2 separate regions of the Homo sapiens genome follow, and region 2 is linked to region 1. The links are chromatin loops, found by intact Hi-C in ENCODE. Cell type or tissue: dorsolateral prefrontal cortex. All regions are shown on one strand. Each heading gives the region's core, and the rest is flanking DNA. Links, peaks and the distances in the headings are about the cores only. Region 1 overlaps UBE2E2 (ubiquitin conjugating enzyme E2 E2). Region 2 has its middle 5.5 kb from the start of UBE2E1.

Region 1 (5,386 bases), core at 309-5,308:
AAGCCTGGTTCCCTTGAAATAGTTAGAGAAAAATATTGGAAAGCATATAGAAGGAAGTGTGGTATAGTAGTAAGATAATTCATCTAGTAGTCTTGTTCATTTATTCACTAAAAGCCTGCTGAGCACTTTCATCTCCTTAGTGTCAAAACCTGAGTTTTGTCACAAGATCCGCCACTGTGAAATTGAGCAAGTACCATTCCTTTACCAGATTTACTCCACCTGCCTTGTAGGATCATACATGATCATGTATATGAAAGCTTCTAGAACACTAAAGCATTGTGCAAATGTAAAGAGTTATATAATGTTACATTGTTCGGGAGAGGCCATGCCTGTGGTAGCAGTTAAAAGGAACAAAACTTTGAGAGTTGAACTAGTTAGGTTGGGTGGGATTTTCCCCTTAAGAAACCATCATCAGTAAAGGCTGTTTTTTAAAAGCTAGTATATAGGATTAATAAAGTACAGGTTGAGTATCTCTTACCTGAGATGCTTGGGACCAAAAGCCTTTTGGATTTCAGAATTTGAATTTTGGAATATTTGCATATTCATAATGAGCGATCTTCAGGATGTGGCCTAAGTCTAAACATGAAATGCATTTATGTTTCTTACACACCTTATACACATAGCCTGAAGGTAGTTTTATTTCTCCCATGGGGACGCTGAATAAACTGTGTATTGTGTGCCTGCGATCTGACTGGGACCTGCCACATGGGGTTAGGTGTGGAGTTTCCCACTTGTGGCATCATGTCAGTGCTGAAAGTTTTTGATTTTGGAGCATTTCAGATTTCAGCTTTTCAGATTAGGAATGTTCAACCTCTAGCCGGAGAAAGAAGATAGTTTTCTATAAGATGGAAAATTTATCCAGTCATGCCTTTTTGGAACATGCGTGAATTTGTTGAGTAACTGAAATGTATACCTTCAGGTTCCTAAATTTAATTTATGTGAGATAAAATTTGTTTCTAAGTAGTTTTATATTTCCCTCTTCTTTGAAACAGTATGAGTTTAACATTTTCTTATTAGTTTAGGACCTCATTCTCAACCTCAGTTATGATACCGTAATATAGTGATCAATTATGGAACTACTAAGTTATCGAGGTAATAGGACTCTTGTCTCATGCCCTAAGAAGGACTTCAGGCTGCCCATTTAAAAAAATTGAGATATAATTTAAATACCATACAATTCACTCTTTTAAATTATGCAATTCAGTAGTTTCTAGTGTACTCACAACGTTGTGCAACTGTCACTGTCATTACTTCCAAAACATTTTCATCATCCTAGAAAGGAACCCCACATCCATTAGCATTCTCCATTCCCCCCTCCCCCCCAGCTTCTGGCAACCACGAATCGACTTTCTGTCTCTATGGATTTGTCTATTCTGGGCATTTTGTATAAATGGAATCATACAAGGTGTGGCCTTTTATATCTGGTGTCTTTCACTTAACATAATTAAAGCATTTAGTTTTATAATAAAAAAGGCTAGGCAAATAATTGAGTGGAGGTTGGGAGGTTTAAGAGATTCCATTAAAGAAGAAGGTGAAATAAGGGGGAGAGATGAGATCAGATGAAGTTCAGATTTAGCAAACATTGAGTATTACATAAGCCAGGCACTGTGCTAAGTCTGTTGGGTGATAGAGCAGAAGAGGTTCTAAAAGATATGCTGTTTTTCCATCCTTTGCTTGATGATTTGGACTTTGAGTAGAAAGGACAGTTTTATCCTCTTGATGTACAGAATTACAGAATGAATTCTTTGAAAAGGAGTAGGAAAGCAGATCAGTCAGCTTTTGCTTAGTATGATTTATTCCTCTTTTAAAGTGTAATTTCTGTTTCTACCTAGTTTCAAGTAAGTTTTGAGGCATGTAGGGCTCTGCCACATGATGCCAGCCTTGTCCTGGGGTATAACTTTTTTATGGATCATAAAGGAGCCTGGTTAAAGTTTGGAACTATTATAGACTGGGAGAATAGGCATCTCAATAATATCCCTTTATACCTTACTGCTTATTATTTAAGGTTAGGATAATTGGGTAAACATTCACCATTCACATTTTATTAGCTGGTAACTACGCTTTCTCATTTATTCCAGAGAATAAGGACAGTCCTTCCTTTCGCCCAATTTTACTTGTTTTTCTAAATTTTATTTCTTTAGCTTAGCATTGCTTACAGGGCTTAATTAAGTTTTGTTTCATACTGTTCTGGAGCTATACTAGTGGATTACCCAATGAAATTTTTTTTCCTATGTGGTAAATTGTTCAAACACTTACCAAATAAACAGCTAACTTGGGTAATACTTTATGACAATGTGTAGCTGCATGGCAGTGTGCTTTTACTATCAATACTCAGTTCTGGTTTTATCATATTATTCTTAATAAATAGTAACAACCAAGTTATTTGGTTTAGGGAGAAAATCTGCCATGAGGTATCTTTGTGTCTGTGGCACACAGCCACACTGTTTATGCCATTATGAACCTGCAAAGCTCACTGTGTCTGCAGTGAAAGCTGCAGATGAAATCTGATAGGATCTCTTGGCATTTTCACTTCTACGATTATACATTGAATATAGGGATGAATTAAGCCCTTTGTATTGTTGAGCTGTGATTAAGATTACTGGATAGCTTAAGTATTTTCTCTTTTTGTCCACATACCCAGTAACTTGGGTCAAAATTATTAATCCATTAGAGTGTATGCAGTAACTTTTTTTCTTTTGTAGTGTTGTGACCTTTAATGATGGAGCATTTCATAGATGTGCTAAATGAAGGTTAATAACGGTGAAAATTTATTATATTGATTAGCTACTTATATATTAACACTTAAGGTTTAATTTTATTTAAATTTTATTTTTCTTAGGCTGTCTGTAAAATCTTCTCATTTAAAATTTAGCTTCTGTGGATAACTGTTTACTCATTGCCCCATATGAATATTTAATAGGCACTTCAACAAGTCCAAAACAACTTCTGCTTCCCCTCCCAAATCTGCTTCACCCAGTCTTTTTCATTTCAGTTAATAGCAAATCTGTCTTTCCATTTAGGAGTCATTGATTCCTTTTTCTCTCTCACTCTACGTTCATTCTGTCATCAAATCGTTTTTGTCCTACCTTCAGAATACATCTAGAGTCTAATCACTTCCCACTTTCTCCATTGTTACTATTATGGTCCAAGCCGTCTTCATATCTTGCTTGAGTTATTGCCACACCCTCCCAACAGGTCTCCCTTCTTCCATCCTTCCTTCTATATAGTCTATTCTTAATATGACAGCCAGAATGATCTTTTAAACATGAAAGTGAGATCATATTACTCCTTGTGTTCCCATTACAATGGCCTTTGAGAGTGATCAGGGCCCCCTTTGTCTCTCTGACCTTATTGCTTATTCTCTTGATCACTCTGCTGCCGCTACGCTGGCCTCTTCCCTGTCCCTCAAATGTGCCAGACATGCTTCCATCTTAGGGTCTCTGCACTGGCTATTTCCTCAAATGTCATCTCGGTGAGGCTAACCCTGATCACCCTACCTCAATACACCCAATTATTTTTACTCCGCTTTTTCTTTCCGTAGGAGTTAACACCTCCTAACATTTACTTCTATCAGTTTCTTATGATTAACTGTGTTGTGTATTCCCTCCCATTAGAATGTGAATATCTGAAAGACACTTACAGTTTGAAAAGTGCCTGGAACGTAGTAAATGTTCAATAAATTGCACTTCATTGATATTTATTGGCAACATAACATTATTACCACTCCTCAGAAGCCTGCCACATCTTCCCTATCATTTATACCTCTCCCCAAGCCTGATGTTTTTGTTTCTTGTCTTAATATAGAGACAAGGTCTTACTTTCACCCAGGCTGGAGCTCAGTGGCATGATCATAGCTCACTGCAACCTGTATCTTTTGTGCTCAAGCTATCCTGCTGCCTCAGCCTCTCAAGTAGCTGAGACTACAGGATTGGGCTAACACACCTAGCTAAATTTTTATTTTTATTTTTTTGTAGAGATGGAGTCTTGCTGTGTTGCCCAGGCTGGTCTTGAAACTCATGACCTCCTGCCTTGACCTCCCAAATGATCCTCCTGCTTTGACCTCCCAAAGCACTGGGATTATAGGCATGAATCATCAAGCCTGGCCAAGTCTGATGGTTTTTAAAGTTGTTTTTAGTATGATTGAATATGATTCTCATACAAATAAAGGTCTGCTGTATAGTAGTAATCTGTTGCATAGAACTTTGTTCTTCAGGTGAGGTGTGAGTCACATCCTTTTATCTTGTTTGTTTTTTTTCCCCGCCCCCCGCCCCCCCAGTATAGTCATGAGCAGTCCACAAAGCCAAAATATACATTGAAACAGAAAGACTATTTGTTAAATTTATGGAAATATGTTTTAAATTGTTTCTACAATCTTCTTTGCTTCTAAGAATTCAAATGTCACAGGAATAAAAGCTTTCACCATTTTACCAGAATCTGTAGGATTTAGATGATGGTCATTTTATTCTGTTGACAGTATGGAGCACTTTGCAGATGGATATCAGGTTAATTGTTATATTGAAAAGTGAAGGAGTACATTCTACTAACAGTCTTTCTGCTGAGAAAAATCTAATTATTGCCATTAAGGTGGCATTAAGTTAGTAAATTGGGTAAATAAACAGTTAAAATCCCCAAATTTCTTATAACATGCCATAATTGCTTTGCTTGAAAATAGTTATCGGCCAGGCGCAGTGGCTCACACCTGTAATCCCTGCCATTTGGGAGGCTGAGGCGGGAGGATCACCTGAGGTCAGGAGTTCGAGACCTGCCTGGCCAACATGGTGAAACCCTGTCTCTACTAAAAACACAAAACTTAGGTGGGTGTGTTGGCTTATGCCTGTGATCCCAGCTACTTGGGAGGCTGAGGCAGGAGAATTGCTTGAACCTGGGAGGCGGAGGTTGCAGTGAGCTGAGATCATGCCACTGCACTCCAGCCTGGGCGACAGAGTGAGACGCTGTTTCAAAAAAAAAAAAGAAAAGAAAAGAAAAGAAAATAGTTATCACTGAATAGAAATATAAGATGATCAAATAACTATTGAAGTTAAAGGAAACTACAAAGAAAATCTCCAAAGGACGCCATCCTAGTTTGTTTTTTTGTTAAGCACTATTCACCTGCTGCACTAGAGCCAGCAATATGGACAAACAATACTACTACTAATACCATTATTTGTTAGGCACTTATGAGGTAGCAGGTCTCATGCTTCATCTTTTATGCTCCCAGCAGTTCTGTAATGGCAGAGAATAGCATTTTGTTTTTCTAAATACATTCAATCTCTGAGCCTCAGTGTTCCCCTCAGACCTCTCAGATCCTGGGCCCTTTACCCTACATTTTATGGCCCGCTTCCCTTTCTGCTTCTTTCTGATCATTTTATTTTGTATTTGATGTTCT
Region 2 (5,386 bases), core at 97-5,096, 560 kb after region 1:
TATCTGTGTGGGCTTCTTTTTTTTTTTTTTCTTTTTGAGGCGGAATCTTGCTCTGTCACCCAGGCTGGAGTGCAGTGGTGTGATCTAGGTTCACTGCAACCTCCACGTCCCAGGTTCAAGCCATTCTCCTGCCTCAGCCTCCGGAGTAGCTGGGACTACAGGCACACGCCACCATGCCCAGATAATTTTTGTATTTTTAGTAGAGACGGGGTTTCACCATATCGGCCAGGCTGGTCTCGAACTCCTGAACTTGTGATCCACCTGCCTCAGCCTCCCAAAGTGCTGGGATTACAGGCTTGAGCCACCACGCCCAGCCTTAGGTTAACTTTCAGTTAAGTAATTCAGGAAACAAGGGGTGTGTGTGTGTGTGTGTGTGTGTGTGTGTCCAGCCCAATGCTCACTACTGGGTGGACATCAAAGACTATGAGACAGCCCAGATCCTGGAAAGCAGTAGTAGCTGGGTAGATAGAATGAGAACATGCCTCCATGGAGCTTTCCTCTTGCTTCTGTAGTCCCTGCCTGCTGCTCCATGCTTGAAGTATAGAGATGTGGATTCCACAAGTCCCCATAGTCAACTTTGGTTCCCTCAAGGGAAAGGTCTCGGTTCTGCTGCTACCTACTTGCCTGACCTCAGAAAACTCATCCTTTCTTCCTGCACCTTAGTGTCTTCAACTGTCAAAAGAACGGGGAACACCTGATGGTCTCTAGAGTTCTTCCGGTTTGGAATTCTGTGACTCTGATGTCAAGGCTTTAATTCCTTACAATGCTGGGGGTTGGGGGGTGGCGGTCACTTTAGGCTTCACCTTGGGGTCACCCACCCTCTTTCAGTGAACAACACCCACCCACACGTTCCTTGTCAACTGCTTGATGGTGTAATCATGTATGCATGAATCACGGAACATCAGAAGAGATGGGGAAAAGAGAAAGAAAGGAATAGTACTAAAGGCAAGGATATCTTTCATTCCCTACCTTGGTTAACTTTTTCTTGCATGCCTACTAAGGGCCAAGCACTGTTCTAAAAACAGTTCTAAGCAGACAAATTCTCTAACATGGGACTTAGATTCCCAGAGCTTCAACATTAAACAGTGATTAATTAAAATAAGTACGGAGAATTAGGAATTAGGAGCTGCTTCCCCAAGCCTAGACTTCCTCAATGGCGTCTTTCCTTGGTTTCCTTGACTCCTTTCTGGCTTTTCTATCAAACTAATCTTCTTAAAATACCCAGAGGCTAAAATGCCTGTAATGTTTATCCCTTGTACTTTTTATCCTGTAATGAAATCCAGGCTTCTTAGCTCACTGTTGAGCCCCTCCACAAGCTCTTGGTACCTACTTTTCATCCTTCTTCCTCTCTGTTCACTTAGTTTTCTGAGTCTTTCAACCAAATTAGTCTATTCATGGTCTTCCTAATCGCTTTCTGCATTTTTCTGCTTCCATAGATATTTTTTGTTCTTTAAAGATTCAGTGGTTGGATTTTAAAAGTATACTAAAGTAATGCACATTTATTTTAAGAAATGATACAGAAATATGTAATGAGTTAGCAATCTCTCCTTCATTCCACTCCGTTTCATTTCCTCTGAGGTAACTACATATTTATATTTTTTAAGTTTTGAACTTATGGAAAAGTCACAAAAATAATACAGAAAACGTCCATATACCCTTTACCCAGATTTACCAATTAGTAACATTTTTTAACTCTTTGAAATAGTTTGCAGATATCACGTGCCTTTACACCTTCATAGCTCAGTGTCTATTTCCCAAAAGCAAAAATATTCTTCATATAGTTATCAACTTCAGGAAATTTAACATTGATACAATACTTTAATCTAACTTCCATACTCTAATTTTTTCAATTGACCCAATTCTGTTCTTCATAATTTTTTTGCCGTTCAGTACAGTGTCTGATCAGGATCACATATTATATTTAGTTCTTGTGCTTCTTTAGTCTCCTTTAATCTAAAGTCTCAATTTTTCCTTGTCTTTCATGCCAGTGATGCTTTTAAAGAATAAAGGCCAGTTTCTTTTTGTTTCTAATAAAATACTATTTTGATAATATATTTTACAGTTTATAATTTATATATATGTAATTTTATATTTTAATAATAGTCTATTTCAGGTCTGATGTTTTTCCACATCATTTTCAACGTCATTTCAATACCTGAGAATGTCTCTTCATTTTCCCAAGCCCTACTTGTCGTTCTAGGCTCAGCTCTAATCCCTTTTCCTCTGGTCCTTACTGGAGGCCAGAGGGTACCTCTTGGAACTCTTTACATCTTGGGTCCAGTGTGGTAGCTCATGCCTGTAATCCCAGTGACTCCACTGGGGAGGCCAAAGCAAGAGGATTGCTTGATCCCAGGAGTTTGAGGTTACAGCGAGCTATGATTGAGCCACTTCACTCTAGCCTGGGTGACAGAGCAAGACCCTGTCTCTAAAAAGAAAAGAAAAAAAAGAAACAACTTTTTACATCTGTCATAGCACTTAGCACTGTACTTAGCCTACACAGACTAATTAATAAATATTTGTTGATTAATTTATTTGAGGCACAGCCATGAGTTCAATCAGTGGCAAAGACAGAACTTGTCCTGTAGGCTTAGCAAGTCGAGATTGGTATCTTTGCTGCCAATTGCTTCTGGGGTTTACAATTATTGAGGTAAATTTTGGATTCAAATTGGATCCTTGACTATAGATTTGCCACACCATGGAACTGTGGAGAAGTTGATATTTTTTAAAAGTTTCACAATAGATAATTAAGAACATGAAATAAAAATATTTATTCCCTACTATTTTATTCCTCCAAATTTCAGTAAACTGGAAGAGTGTTCAATTCAGGAAAAGGTTTCAGAGACTAATGAACCAAACTGCTCAAATTATAATCCTACATATTCTAATATAGTCTATTCTTGTGTGATCAATGTATAGAAAGTTGAAGAAGGCTAGTTTGTTTAAAAAATAGGTCCTACAGAGGAGATGCTACATTATAAACTGAGAAGAGTACTTTCATACTAATCACTATCCTTTTGTGGACATCAAATCAACCTTTTTGCCCTTGCCTGAGACAACATTAGACTCTTACCAAGTCTTGATAAATTTTGAAAATCACATGGTTGTTCAATGCCTCCATGTGGTAGAAAAAAATAATTTAGCTCTGTCCTACCTTCCTGTGTTAGCAACATTCAGGCCAATAAAGTACGATAGTGCTTAGGGCCCTTCAATGGGATCAGTGCTATTTTATTTTTTTTAAAAGGCCTATGGAAAAATGACCCAAATTGAAGGTAAATGCCCCAGATCACATTCGTCTTTATGGAATCGACCCTTGTTTTTGAACTTTCCTTATCTTTCTTACAAGGAATGGATTTTTCAGCCAAAGGAGAATTATAAAATGAAACAAGTCGATTGAAATCCAGTGAGTCCATTTTTCCCAGAAAGGCTTTATATAAATTCTTTATAAGTTGCAAACACAAGATTTTTTTTTCTTTGGATGGAAAAAGGAAATCTTTTCTTTTTCTTTTTTTTTTTTATGGAGTCTCACTCTGTCACCAAGGCTGGAGTGCAATGGCATGATCTCGGCTCACTGCAACCTCTGTCTCCTGGGTTCAAGAGATTCTCCTGCCTCAGCCTCCCGAGTAGCTGGGATTACAGGCACTCATCACCACACCCAGCTAATTTTTGTATTTTTAGTAGAGACGGGGTTTCACCATGTTGGCCAGGGTGGTCTCAAACTCCTGACCTCAGGTGATCCGCCCACCTCAGCCTCCCAAAGTGCTGGGATTACCAGTGTGAGCCACCACGCCCAGCAAAGGAAATCCTTTCTATTCAGCAATAAGGTAAGTTAAAAAACTATATTAACCAACGTTAACTTGCTTGACAATTCTTTGGACATGAAATTGGCCAAAGAGAATCTTTATGAAATACTTGAATTTCAGTGTAAGCAACAAGTCAAAAAGTTAAACCAAGTCTCCCTCTTTCAACTGTATTATTTCACCTCCTAGGGATCAACTAGCACCTTGATCTTCAAGTGTTTCTACTTAAATGTACTTGATACACTAAAGATGACTTGAAGGAGAGTTGGGTCATTCTGAAAACCAGGAATAGGTATTAATAAAAACTGGAGCCCACTTTCTCAAAGTCCACAGGATGTCACAGTGTAATACTACTTGGGCTTCTGTGACTGGCTGGTTTTCTAAAATGTAAATTGAGCATTACTATCAAAGCATTCAGTGCATATGTATGCATTTGCTTTACACATGCATAGACTACAACCGAAAACTGCTTTCTCCAAAGGAAATTAGGGGTGGGGGAAGGGGCAGAAAGATATTTTCGTGGCATACTCTCTGGTTTCTTTAGAATAATATAGCATGAAAATGTATTATCTATTTAAAATATATCCATATAGGCAAAATAAATAAATAATGAGGACTATTCTCAGGATGAGGGTGGGGTTGGGGAACTTCAATAGCAGTCATTAGTTCAAGCAACCATGTTACAAATTCAGTGATTCCCTTAGCTTGCTTCCATGTTCCCACTTTCCCAGCTGTCTTGATTGTTAATATATTCTCGAAAATATTATCAGAGACTACTATATTTATTTTATTTATTTACTTATTTTGAGACAGGGTCTCACTCCCACCACCCAGGTTGGAGTACAGTGGCACAATCACAGCTCACTGCAGCCTCAACCTCTGGGGCTCAGGTGATTCTCCCACCTCAACCTCCCAAGTATCTGGGACCACAGGCATGTGCCACCAGGCCTGGCTAATTTTTGCATTTTTTGTAGAGACAGTCTTGCCATGTTGCCCAGGCTGGTCTTGAACTCCTGGGCTCAAGGAGTCTGCCTGCCTTGGCCTCCCAAAGTGCTGGAATTACAGGCGTGAGCCACTGCACCCGGCCCTTTTATATTTAATACATTTTTCTGCAATGTAATTGAGGCTCTTCTCCCACTCCAATATTGCCAGAACTGACAAGATCATCTGTGGATAGCATGGGTCATAACAACAATTTTGCCACCAACTTACTGCATGACCTTGGATAAGACATACTGGCTTTTTTTTTTTTTTTTTTTTTTTTTTTTTTGAGACAGAGTCTTGCTCTGTCCCCAGGCTGAAGTGCAGTGGCGCGATCTCGGCTCACTGCAACCTCCAATCAAGACTCGCTGGTTCAAGAGATTCTCTTGCCTCAGCCTCCCGAGTAGCTGGGATTCCAGGCACATGTCACCAAGCCTAGATAATTTTTGTATTTTTAGTAGAGACGGGGTTTCACCATCTTGGCCAGGATGGTCTCAATCTCCTGACCTCGTGTTCCACCTGCTTTGGCCTCTCAAAGTGCTGGGATTACAGGCATGAGCCACCACGCCCGGCCAACATACCGGCCAACATAACTTTCTTTGCTTTGA

The links. Peaks named below come from ENCODE experiments on the same cell type or tissue, not always from the same donor. Only the 100,000 strongest peaks of a DNase experiment are listed, where the experiment ranks them.
Region 2: a loop joins it to region 1, with 4 times the contacts of the local background. A loop is called at or near these places in 2 of 110 quality-filtered maps.

What each region holds. Positions count from the first base shown.
Region 1 is chr3:23,238,127-23,243,512 of GRCh38, forward strand. All of the region lies in intron 3 of UBE2E2 (ubiquitin conjugating enzyme E2 E2), which reads left to right. Among named protein-coding and RNA genes, the nearest start is that of UBE2E2, 37 kb to the left of the region's middle. In dorsolateral prefrontal cortex, for the core only: no CTCF peak of the experiment used is centred there; a DNase peak (open chromatin) is centred at 3,335; H3K4me3 peaks cover 1,661 bases; H3K27ac peaks cover 4,484 bases.
Region 2 is chr3:23,797,805-23,803,190 of GRCh38, forward strand. No RefSeq gene overlaps it. Among named protein-coding and RNA genes, the nearest start is that of UBE2E1, 5.5 kb to the right of the region's middle. In dorsolateral prefrontal cortex, for the core only: a CTCF peak has its summit at 3,123; no DNase peak of the experiment used is centred there.